Linked DNA regions of Homo sapiens: region 2 is linked to region 1. The links are chromatin contacts, found by Hi-C or POLR2A ChIA-PET in ENCODE. All regions are on one chromosome and are shown on one strand. Each heading gives the region's core, a stretch centred on a gene start or an enhancer-like site at or near the end of the contact. The rest is flanking DNA. Distances are from core to core; before and after follow the strand shown. Region 1 holds the start of KRABD3 (KRAB domain containing 3). Region 2 holds the start of RHEB (Ras homolog, mTORC1 binding).

Region 1 (5,011 bases), core at 2,096-4,595:
ATATGACACACATCTGAAACATAAATATACACAAAGTTTGAAAGTAAAAGGACAGGAAAAGATATATCAAAGAAATACTTGCCAAAATAAAGTTAGTGTAGCTGCAGCAATATCAAACAAAATGGATTATAGACAAAGACTATTATTAGGGATAGTGTTACTTTCTAATAATAGAATGAACAATTCTCCAGGAAAATACTACAATTCTAAATTTGTAAGCACACAGCCTCCAAACACATGAAGCGAAAATTCTCACAAATTCAGGGAGAAATTGACAAATGCACAAACTTGATATGAGATTTTAACACCTCTTTAGTAACTGATAGTTCCAAATGCAAAAAGATGATAAACTATAGAAGGCATAAACCACATGATTGATAAGCTTGATTTTACAGCTCTAACTAGATCCTACACCAATATTAGAATATATGTACTCTTTTAGGCAAACATGGAACATTTTCAAACATCTATTGCACACTTGGCCACAAAGCAGTCTCAGAAAATTCTAAAAAATCAACATCACTTACTACATTCTCTGACTATAAGGCAAAACTCAAAAACAAAATAACTCATAAAAAGATTCGTATTTGGAAATTAAAAAGTACTTTTAAATAATCTCATGGATGGAAAAAGAAATAATAATGAAAATCAGAAAATATTTTAAAGTTGCAGCCATTTTCACATGGAGGACTGGCCAGCACAATTTGCCTTTAGATTCATTTGGGAAAAGTGCCGACTAGTTCACCAAAAGTCAATTCACAGAATGACCAGATAGCCAAAAGCCAAATATGGTAAAAGCTAAACCACTGAATATCAACTTGCTAAACAACCAATCTGAATTATTGAAATTTTTTTTTTTTTTTTTTGAGACAGGGTCTTGCTCTGTCACCCAGGCTGGAGTGCTGTGGTGTGATCTTGGCTCACTGCAACCCCCCTCTGCCTCCTGGGCTCAAGAGATTCTCCCACCTCAGCCTTCCAAGCAGCTGGGACTACAGGGGTACACCACTGCACCTGGCTAATTTTTGCATTTTTTGTAGAGATGGGGTTTCATCATGTTGCCTAGGCTGGTTTGGAACTCCCAGGCCCAAGCAATTCACCAGCCTTGGCCTCCCAAAGTGCTGGGATTACAGGTGTGAGCCACCGTGCCTGGCCCCAGCCAAGGAATTTTTAAAGATGTGTTTCAGCTCCACTCCTGCCTTTGTCTGTGTCCAGAGCCATCCAATAAACCTGGTTCAGGACAGGTCTTCACAACTATTTTTTAACGCACACACACGGGCTGAGGTAAATACAGGTCTACAGGGTCAAAGGCGCAACTAAAATTTGGGGGATAGGGGTGCCAGGAAGTGTCTCCATAATTTAAATAATTGGCCATGCAGCAAATTTCATGTTGGTGAACTGCTTTTAGCGACTGATGGTCCACAAATGGGGCAGGAAGCCTAGCCAGGAAGTGGACGTTTGAGTCAAAGAGGTGCCAAGAATCTGCACAGCTTAAAACAAAGGTGCATCTTACTTGGATAGAGATTTCTTTCTACAGGTGTTTAAGTTTAAGGCAGGGGTCCCCAGTCCCTGGGCTATGGACCAGTACCAGTCCTGGCCTGTTAGGAGCTGGGCAGTGCAGCAGGAGGTGAGCTGCGGGCAAGCCAGGGAAAGCTTTATCTGTAGTTACAGCCACTCCCCCTTGCTCGCATTACCCCTGAGCTCTGCCTCCTGTCAGATCTGCAGGTGCTGGATTCTCATAGGAGCCAGAACCCTGTTGTGAATGCGGGATCCAGGTTGCGGGCTCCTTAGGAGAATCTAATGCCTGGTGATCTGAGTTGGAACAGTTTCATCCCAAAACAACCCCCCTCCCAGTCCATGCAAAAATTCCCTTCCACAAAACCGGGCTCTGGCCCAAAAGGTTGGGGACCCCTGATTTAGGGGGTTTTAACGTTTAGGGATCCCGGGCCGGAGGGTGGGCGGTGGAGAGGAGCTGGGAGCAGGAACACATTACTGTAAGGAGCCCGCCTCACCTCGGCACGGAGGTGGGACCCGGCCTAAAGCCCAGGAGGCGACTTACCCTGAGGGCTGTGGCCTGTAGGGCTCTTGAAAAGTTGGACTTTTAAGTTTTCCCTTTCCGCGAGGTGGGGCCTTGTGATATCTTCAAATCCTTGTTCAGCAGGCTGCGCACACGCCGGTCCTGTGTCTAAGGTGTCTCGGGTATGACCGAGGGGGCTTTGCCCGAGTGGGCGTGCGCCTTTCCTCGGAGGCCGGGACGAGGGGTTGTCGGCATCGTACCCGAGTCCGTGATCATGGCCGGCGCGGCTGCAAGGGCCAGCCCCGGGCGACTGGGCGAGGAATTCCCTTTCCTTCCCTCCGATATTGCCCAGGCAGAGCGCTGTCTGGGCCGCAAGGTCTGGACGGGGCTTCCAAACTCAGAGCAGAGTCTCCTCTGCGTGGGACCACAGCCTCCCCTTCCCCTCCAAGCTTCTGTCTGGCACAGCAGGCTTAGCCCCGCAGGCCCCCTTCCAGCAGCCTTCTATAAAAATGACGGGGTCCTTCTCCAGACAGGAAAACCAGGCTCGCTGCGCCTCGCCCGCACCCCCGGAGCGCTCTCGCAGCGCCCGCCCAGACCAGGCCTTCGAACTCGTGAAGCGCAGGGGGAGGCAGAGGAGAGTGGGCCGCGCTTCCTTCCCGCATCACACGTTTATTTGAGGCCTACTATGTGCCAGGAACAACTGGGGTTACCACCCCAGCAAACAGGCACGCAAAATGTGACACGAAGGTAGGTCATGGCTGCGGCGAGCGGGGGCGCGGGCGAAAGACGTGAGGATGTACGGGGGCCTGGCAGCTGCTCTGTCCCACCCACGCCCGGCCGGACCCTCGACCCCTTTCACTCCAGGTCGGGTTTCCCCGACCGCGGCCTCTGGGAAAGATGGGTCCCTCTTCATCCCCACCATCAGCCCCTGGCACATGGGACGCGCTGAGTGGTGGCTGCGGGAATGAATGAGTGATAAGCGGCGCGTACCCGCGGGCTTGCACGCCCACAGCCGCCCCGGCTGGTCTCGGCGCGCAACCTCTACCCGCAGCTGGGGGCGGGGACGAGGGGAGGGGGCGGGGACGAGGCCCGAGCCAGGTCCGCCCCGCCCTGTCTCCGCCCCCCGCTTCCGAGCCGGCGCCGCGGCGCCTTCTGGGAAGTGTAGTCCGCGTCTGCGCCGGCCGGCCGGGCCGCCGAAGCCGGGGGCTCCGGGCGGAAACGGCACCACCCACCAAGGGATGCGAGGCGCTCGGGGCGGGCTCAACGAGGCCGGGGGCGGGCCCGGGCGCGCCCACCCCCGCCCCTCCCCCTCGGCCCAGGCCCCCGGCCCCGCCTTCTCCTGCGCGGACCTGGGCCGCCGCCGACGAGGGTCGCGTGCGCCCGCGCCAGGGCCCGCGCCGGAAACCGAGGAGTGGCGGGGAGGCTGAGCCCGGGGATGGCGCGCCAGGTAAGGCAGGCGGACGCGCGGACCCCTCGGCGCAGTGCGGCCCCGAAGGCGGTAGGGCGAGAAAGAGCTGGGACCCCCCCGCAACTTCGGGATCGGCTGGGTGAGGCTGGGCAGGCCTGATGCTCAGGGGTTCGTGCCGGGAAGTTCAGGTCCTCGGACAACCTCTCTCCAGCTCTCCGCCGCCGGTACCCACGGCCCAGTCTCCACCTGGGGAAACCCCCTTGGCGTGGCTTGTTTCGTTACAAGTTATCCTGGTAGAGTGGGCATGAAGGCCTCGGAGGCAGTGAGTAAATCTCATACTTCTGTTCTTGGTGGAATCCTGGATCCCGGGGGCTGGGGACGTGGAAATGGGGAGAAACAAAGATAGAACAAACCCCAAGTTTTGTCTTGGGAAGCCTGCAGGTAAGGCGTTTAGATCTGAGAACTGGAGGGAGAGCCCCAGGCCGTGACAGCCTGGGCACCGTTTGGGCTAGGTTGTGTGTGGGCTGTGACGATGCTGGGAAACTCTGGTGCTGATATCAGTGAGGTATCAGGTATCTGGTGCTGATACCAGCAACTGCTCCACGTTCTTCTGGATGGGCACCTGGAGCCAGTTCTGCAACCGTGGTGGCTCCTGAGCTTTGGCCAGTCCGAGGCAGCCATGGATGGGGGGCAGCGTGTGACTAGGCAGAGCAAACACTGTGCCAGGCCCTTGGCGTCATTAGTGCCCCCAAGCATTTGGGGAGAAGGGAGAGGCTAGGCAAATTGGATGTTGTTGGGCAGGGACAGTCAAGTGTCCTTTTCAGGTCTGGCTGCACAGTTAAGTAGCCTAGGGACACCCTGGTTCAGACATGCCCATGGCCCCATCCTAAGGCCTCCTCATACCACAGTTTCCTGTTCTGTAAAGTGAGGAGTTTGGGCCATTGACCTTTCAGATCTGATGAGGGGAATATCCTCACACTACGTAGCTTCATGGAGAAGGTGGCCAGGAGTGACCTTGGGGAGTGGTAGGTCACTGTAAGGTGGAGAGGAGCAGGGAGGGTTCCCAGAAGCCCAGGGCAATGTGAGCACAGCCTCCAGGTTGAGAGGTCCTGTGGCAGGGTCTGATCAGGGAGCCCGAGCCTGAGGCCCACTGGGAGAGCAGGTCTAGGTTGGGAAGGACTGTGAGAGAGGGGCAGGTCCAGCAGGCACTGAAGCTGCAGTTTTTGTGCTGGGCTAGTGACACGGTGGAAGGGTGATGTTAGGAGGACCAGTGTGCAGCTATGAGCTAGGAGGCTGCCCAGTTACAAGAGTCCTGGGTCAGCCCAGAAAGCTTTTCTCCATTGGTTGGGGGAAGGAGGTGAAGTGGGGCCCGAGGAGGAAGGCCGGTGGTGTGTGGGCAGAGCCAGCCAGTGGTGGCCTTCCTCCTCCCGAAGATGAGTTTTGTAGCCCAGGTGTTTGCACACTCACACTTGCTCACTCCCTCACACACAAAACCCTCACTCTTTGCTTTTTCTGGGGAGAGGGAGGCCACTGGCAGAAGCGCCTACCCTGGCCACAGTCAGTTCCCATTCTCATTTTCTAAGAATTTT
Region 2 (5,119 bases), core at 704-3,203, 1.8 Mb after region 1:
ACTCCTCAAAATGCAGAGGAGGAAATCAAGAGAACAGAGACAAGAGCATGGATTCAGGCTGCCAATAAAGGCTGGATCCCAGGTTCCATGTTGATATTTGAACAATTAGTGACTTTGAACCCCTCCATTTGATTCATGGTTACTTCCTGGCTGCAGCTGTTAAAGCTGCCACCTATGCATCCCCTCGGATTCAGCACCGCATCGCACAAGAGTTCCCCTACGACTCTAGGCACCCCGCATCTCTAGCCAAGCTTCTTTCAGCCCTTAATTTCCCCCCGGCTCTCGACGGAGAGGTGGTAAAAGGATGAGTAAGCATGCAGTGGCTGATCTTGGTCAAAGAGCACAGACCCTGGCACAGGCGGTGGAAAGCGCAGTTGGGGAGTGCATCCAGTGAGCGGCAGGCAGGTACAAGCTTCCCATGACAGATAGTCACCCCGTTCCGCAATCACGGGAGCCTCGGAACCCTCGCTTTCACCTCCCCATCCCCTCAACTGTGGCCCGGTGCACGCCTTCTATAGACAGTTACTTCAAAACAGCCCGAAAAGATGAACTAATTTCTCCAGGCTTCCGGATGTCGGGAGACAATACAGCCTCACCCTGAAGCGTGTCTAAGTTCAATCGCTCTGGTTTCACACAGGCCAGAAAACCGCTCGTTCTGTAACACCCCGTCCGCCCCCCAACCCGACCCTAAGCCACCTTATTCAGCAATAAGGCGACTGCTAGGAACTGTTTCAAATGTATGTCAACCTTTTGGGGGAAGAAAAAGAAAACAAAAAGACTTTGGAATTACTTCAACAGCCTGGTTGCAAGTACCTGACCTTATTCCTTCCCGAACAAAAATAGGGCACCGAGAGATCAGACATTCCTTTTTCTCTGTCTTCCTACCCAGGCCGCCAGCAGCATCTCGAGGGCCTCCAGAGGGACCTCTTTTGGGGGATCGCCTAGGTTTCCTATGCAGAAAACTTGCGTTCAGTGCCCAAACGTCCTCTAAATCCCTAGTTTTCTTTACAAGGGTAAACTTCACCACAGATGGAATGAAGCCGAGGCGCTGCTTCCTTTGTTAAAATCCCACGGACTTTCTTTTCCTTACATCGGGGGCGGGGTGGGGGAGACCGCCAGCCCCGGTCACGCGCGCCCGCGGCGAAGGCGGGGAGGCAGGTGTGACTCCCTCGCGGCAGCCTCTAGCGCGGCTCCCCGGCGCCGCCTCACTTCCCCAGACGAGACCCGGACTCCTCGGCGGCCGACGGCCCCCGCCCCGCGCCTCCCACGCCCTCCGCCCGGCCGCCACCTGCCCGCCCGGCCCGCGGAGGGCGCCCAGCTACCGCGGCTCCTCCACCGGCGCGGACGCCGCCCCGACCGCCACCACCTCCGCTCAGAATGGTGGTTACGAAACGCGCGGCCCCCGCCCGCCCCGCCACATGGCCGCGCCGGCTCCAAACTTCGCAGGCCCGGCCGCGACCCGGCTCCCAGGCGAGGCCCCGGCGGCGCGAGGAGGCCGCGCGGCCACCGGCCACTCACCCACAGACCGGTAGCCCAGGATCGCGATCTTCCGGGACTTGGACTGCGGCATCTTGGCGGCCTCCTCAGCCCCGGCCCAACCACATCAACCGCGGCGGCGGTGGCTCCTGCTGCTGTGATCGGCGGCGGCCGCGCCGGGAGAGAGCGGCATACAGAGCAGGGGCGGCGGCGGGCGCGGCTGCCTCTCGCTCGCTAGCTCGCGCGCTCCCAACCGCCCGGAACCGACCGCGCGGCGGCGCCCCTCCCCCCCACAACACGCCCACGTGACCGGCCGGCGTCAGCACCGCCCCTCTTCGCGCCGTGGCCCGCCGCCTCCGCCCCCCGAAATACGCGGGGGGTGCGTCGGGGCGACGTTTTACTTTAAAGGCAAAAAAAGGGGACGCCGCGATGCCCCCAGAAAAGTCACGACTGAAACTCGCTGCGTCATGACCCTCCCACCTTCTTCCGCCGCTTTTTAATTACGCCATTCTCCCCGAGCGCCGATTGGACAGCTCCTGCACAGCCGCGCGATGACGTGTCGGAAACTCCATCTCCCATTGGGGGAAACAAGGAGGCGGGGAGGGGGGGGCGGGGCTGCCCGCCCGGGAGCTAAAAATACACCTCGCTGCTACCGCGCTGTTGGGCGCCGGCTAGGTTTGAAGGCTTCAAACTTCCAACCGGTTAGGGGCGGGCGGGAGAGGCGGAGAGACAAACGGTGGCTCCCTGGTGATTGGCCAGAACGGAGCGCAGGGCGGGGCAATAGGTGGGAGGTGCGGTGATTGGCGAAACGCTAAGCGGTTGGCGGGTTCGCGCCCGCTGAGCCCGTGAAGGGCGCGAGGCGCGTGGCCTGGGCGGGTGGGCTGGCTCCTCCCTCGGGGTTTTTTGAAAATTCTCCTTGAGCTGCGTTAGCGTTCGTGTCTGGGTTTGAGGATGTAGTGGTGACTAAGCGTCACCGACGGCCGAAGGACTGTGGGAAGCATGGAGTCTGCGTTAATTCAAAGTGTTAGGAATTTCATTAAAAACAGGGCGAGCCTCGTCAGTTCTGGTGTCCGCTTCGCTTCGCGCGGAGCTCGGCGCACCTCCTGGAACAGCGCCGGGGCGGGAAGCCGGTTCTCCGCCAGCACCGGGGCGGCTGGTGCGGCGGGCAGGCCCGAGCCGGGTGCCAGGAACGCCTCGGGCCGCGGTGTGGACGGGCGGAGACCGTGGTGTGGGCACAGCCTTCCCAGGGGTGCAGTGCAGAGGGGCGCGGGAAGGGAAGCCCGGCCGGGAACGCAGGTGCCGTTGAGGGACCAGCCTGCAGGCAGGCCCGGCGTGGTGGCTGCTGGAGGGCTTGGCACTTGCCGAGTTAGCAGAGACTCCGCCGCGCCGGGGAACCCGCCCCTATTCTGCCCAGGCTGTTTGGCAGTGGGGACCTGCAGAGGCCGGGCATGGCCCTTCGCCCTTTGCCAGTGATCGGTGGGGAGGAATGAAGCCAGGGGAAGCTGAGTGGCAGGCCTTGTATTCCAGCGTAGGAAGGTTTAGAGGTGACTGGAGTCGACTTGGAACACCCAACCCAAGAGCGACTCCCTCCAGCTTTCCCACGGAAGCACTCCGATGAGGGGCTGGGGTGTGCATTCTTGTCCTCGGGGATCTACAGATGGAAGCCCCAGGCAGCCAGCCAGAAGTGATCAATGTCTGGAAGTTCTATGTTTCCATGAAATGTTGAGGTTTACGCTATAGTTATTTTAAGTATTTTAAAATAAAGGTCTTAAAATGCACTCTCCTGTAAAATGTGTCGTTTTTATCCTGTGGATTCGGATACCCTCACCACGGTGTTTTTGAACAGATGCTACTAAATTCCTTGCATTATAAAATCAGTTTAGTTTTACCTTTTTTTAAAAAAAATAGAACAGAATAGAAAACTGCGTTATGCATAGTAAGGGTAAGTATGTGTCCTCATTAGTACAGTGGTGAGTTAAAAAAATGAGTAAGGGTAAGTTTGTGTAAGTGCACGTGTAGATATATATGTTTATAGATATGCTATATATGTATTATTGCATGTTGGGATTTACTGTAGTTTCTTTCTTTTTTTTTTTTGAGACGGAGTCTCTCTCTGTCGCCCAGGCTGGAGTGCAGTGGCGCAATCTCGGCTCACTGCAAGCTCCGCCTTCCGGGTTCGCGCCATTCTCCTGCCTCAGCCTCCCGAGTAGCTGGGACCACAGGCGCCCGCCACGACGCCTGGCTAATTTTTGTATTTTTAGTAGAGATAGGGTTTCACCATACTGGCCAGGATGGTCTCGACCTCTCGACCTCATGACCCGCCCGCCTCGGCCTCCCAAAGTGCTGGGATTACAGGCGTGAGCCACCGTGCCCGGCCTCATTGTAAAGTTTCTTACAGTGGGTTGCTTCAAAAAGTTTGAAAGCACTGCCCTAGCCTGAGAATATTGGTAATCCAGATGTGAAGCACAGTTGTAAAGGACAAATTCATTCAAAAAGTTTTCCAGGCTGGGCGCGGTGGTTCACACCTGTAATCCCAGCACTTTGGGAGGTCGAGGCAGGCGGATCACGAGGTCAGGAGTTCCAGACCAGCCTGGCCAACATGGTGAAACCCCGTCTTTACTAAAAATACAAAAATTAGCCAGGCGTGGTGGCACATGCCTGTAATCCTAGCTACTCAGGAGGCTGAGGCAGGAGAATTGCTTGAAACTGGAAGGCGAGGTTGCAGTGAACTCAGATAGCGCCACTGCACTCCAGCCTGGGCAAAACAGTGAGACTCTGTCTCAAAAAAAAAAAAAAAAAAGTTTTCCAGTTGCTGTCTTCAAGCCCTTTAATGTAGGATCCAAAGGTTTAGAAGATTCCTTTATTCTAGAGTGGGGAGAATTTGTTTGGTTTGAAAAGTGACTTAGCCAGCCTGGGGAACATGGAGAAAAGCTGTTTCTACAAAGAAATACAAAAAAAAAGCCGGGCGTGGTGGAACCTGCCTGTAGTCCCAGCTACGTGGAGGGCTGAGGTGGGAGGATCACTTGACCCCAGGAGGTCGAGGCCGCAGTGAGCTGAGATGGTGCCACTGCACTTCAGCCTGGGTGACAAAGTGAGACCTTGTCTTAAAAAAAAAAAAAAAAAAAGAAATGGCTCAGATTACCTAAAATAGTAGGGACTCATTGTCTGAATTCACATGGAAATACCTGACTGCAACCAGACAGCAACAGTGTTGGAAGAAATGGACTTGCTTTTGTATTCAAAGTAGCTCCCTTATTGGTGGCTAACTCAGTCACCTTTGACTTTGCAGCAGCTGGAAGGTCTGCTGCCACCAGTCAGCTTCTCCTCAGCAGGTCCTGCTTGTTCGGGAGTGCTCGAGTCCTCAGCCTGCTGCCTTCTCTCTGTGTGTACTTCCACTTCTGTTCCCTTTCCCTGCGAACTAAGAACTATGTGTCTTCTGTTAAGTTCCCAGAGAGAGAACATCATCGGTTCTGTTAATTCCCATCATCCCTTGAGTGAGGAGCTCATGCTAAGCATGTAGATTGTCCAGAGGGGTCTCTGCTGACCTACACCTCTGACGGCTGGTGGTTATGGAAGTTCTTTGAAATTTGGACATCTGATATTATGGGGTTTGTATTAACTTTCCATGAGCACTTCCAAGCCC

Evidence for each region. A loop is a pair of places that touch in the nucleus more often than their neighbours do. ChIA-PET counts read pairs that join two places held with the same protein, here RNA polymerase II (POLR2A). Pooled maps may share reads with other maps.
Region 2: a loop to region 1 is called in a pooled map, with 12 times the contacts of the local background. The contact joins the promoter of RHEB here to the promoter of KRABD3 in region 1. A Hi-C loop is called at or near these places in 1 of 37 single-sample maps with no recorded cell type and 7 of 50 pooled maps. POLR2A ChIA-PET finds 5 or more read pairs at or near these places in 1 of 52 experiments (HEK293T).

Annotation. Positions count from the first base shown.
Region 1 is chr7:149,711,606-149,716,616 of GRCh38, forward strand. It overlaps KRABD3 (KRAB domain containing 3), which reads left to right and starts at 3,346. Exons shown (of 17, transcript NM_001290187.2): 1 at 3,346-3,461. The coding sequence starts at 3,450. RefSeq lists silencers at 1,873-2,167, 2,994-3,433 and enhancers at 2,499-2,998, 3,636-4,268.
Region 2 is chr7:151,517,942-151,523,060 of GRCh38, forward strand. It overlaps RHEB (Ras homolog, mTORC1 binding), which reads right to left and starts at 1,954. Exons shown (of 8, transcript NM_005614.4): 1 at 1,519-1,954. The coding sequence starts at 1,570. RefSeq lists an enhancer at 85-134 and silencers at 1,165-1,274, 1,205-1,634, 1,345-1,464, 1,635-1,794, 1,965-2,314 and 1 more.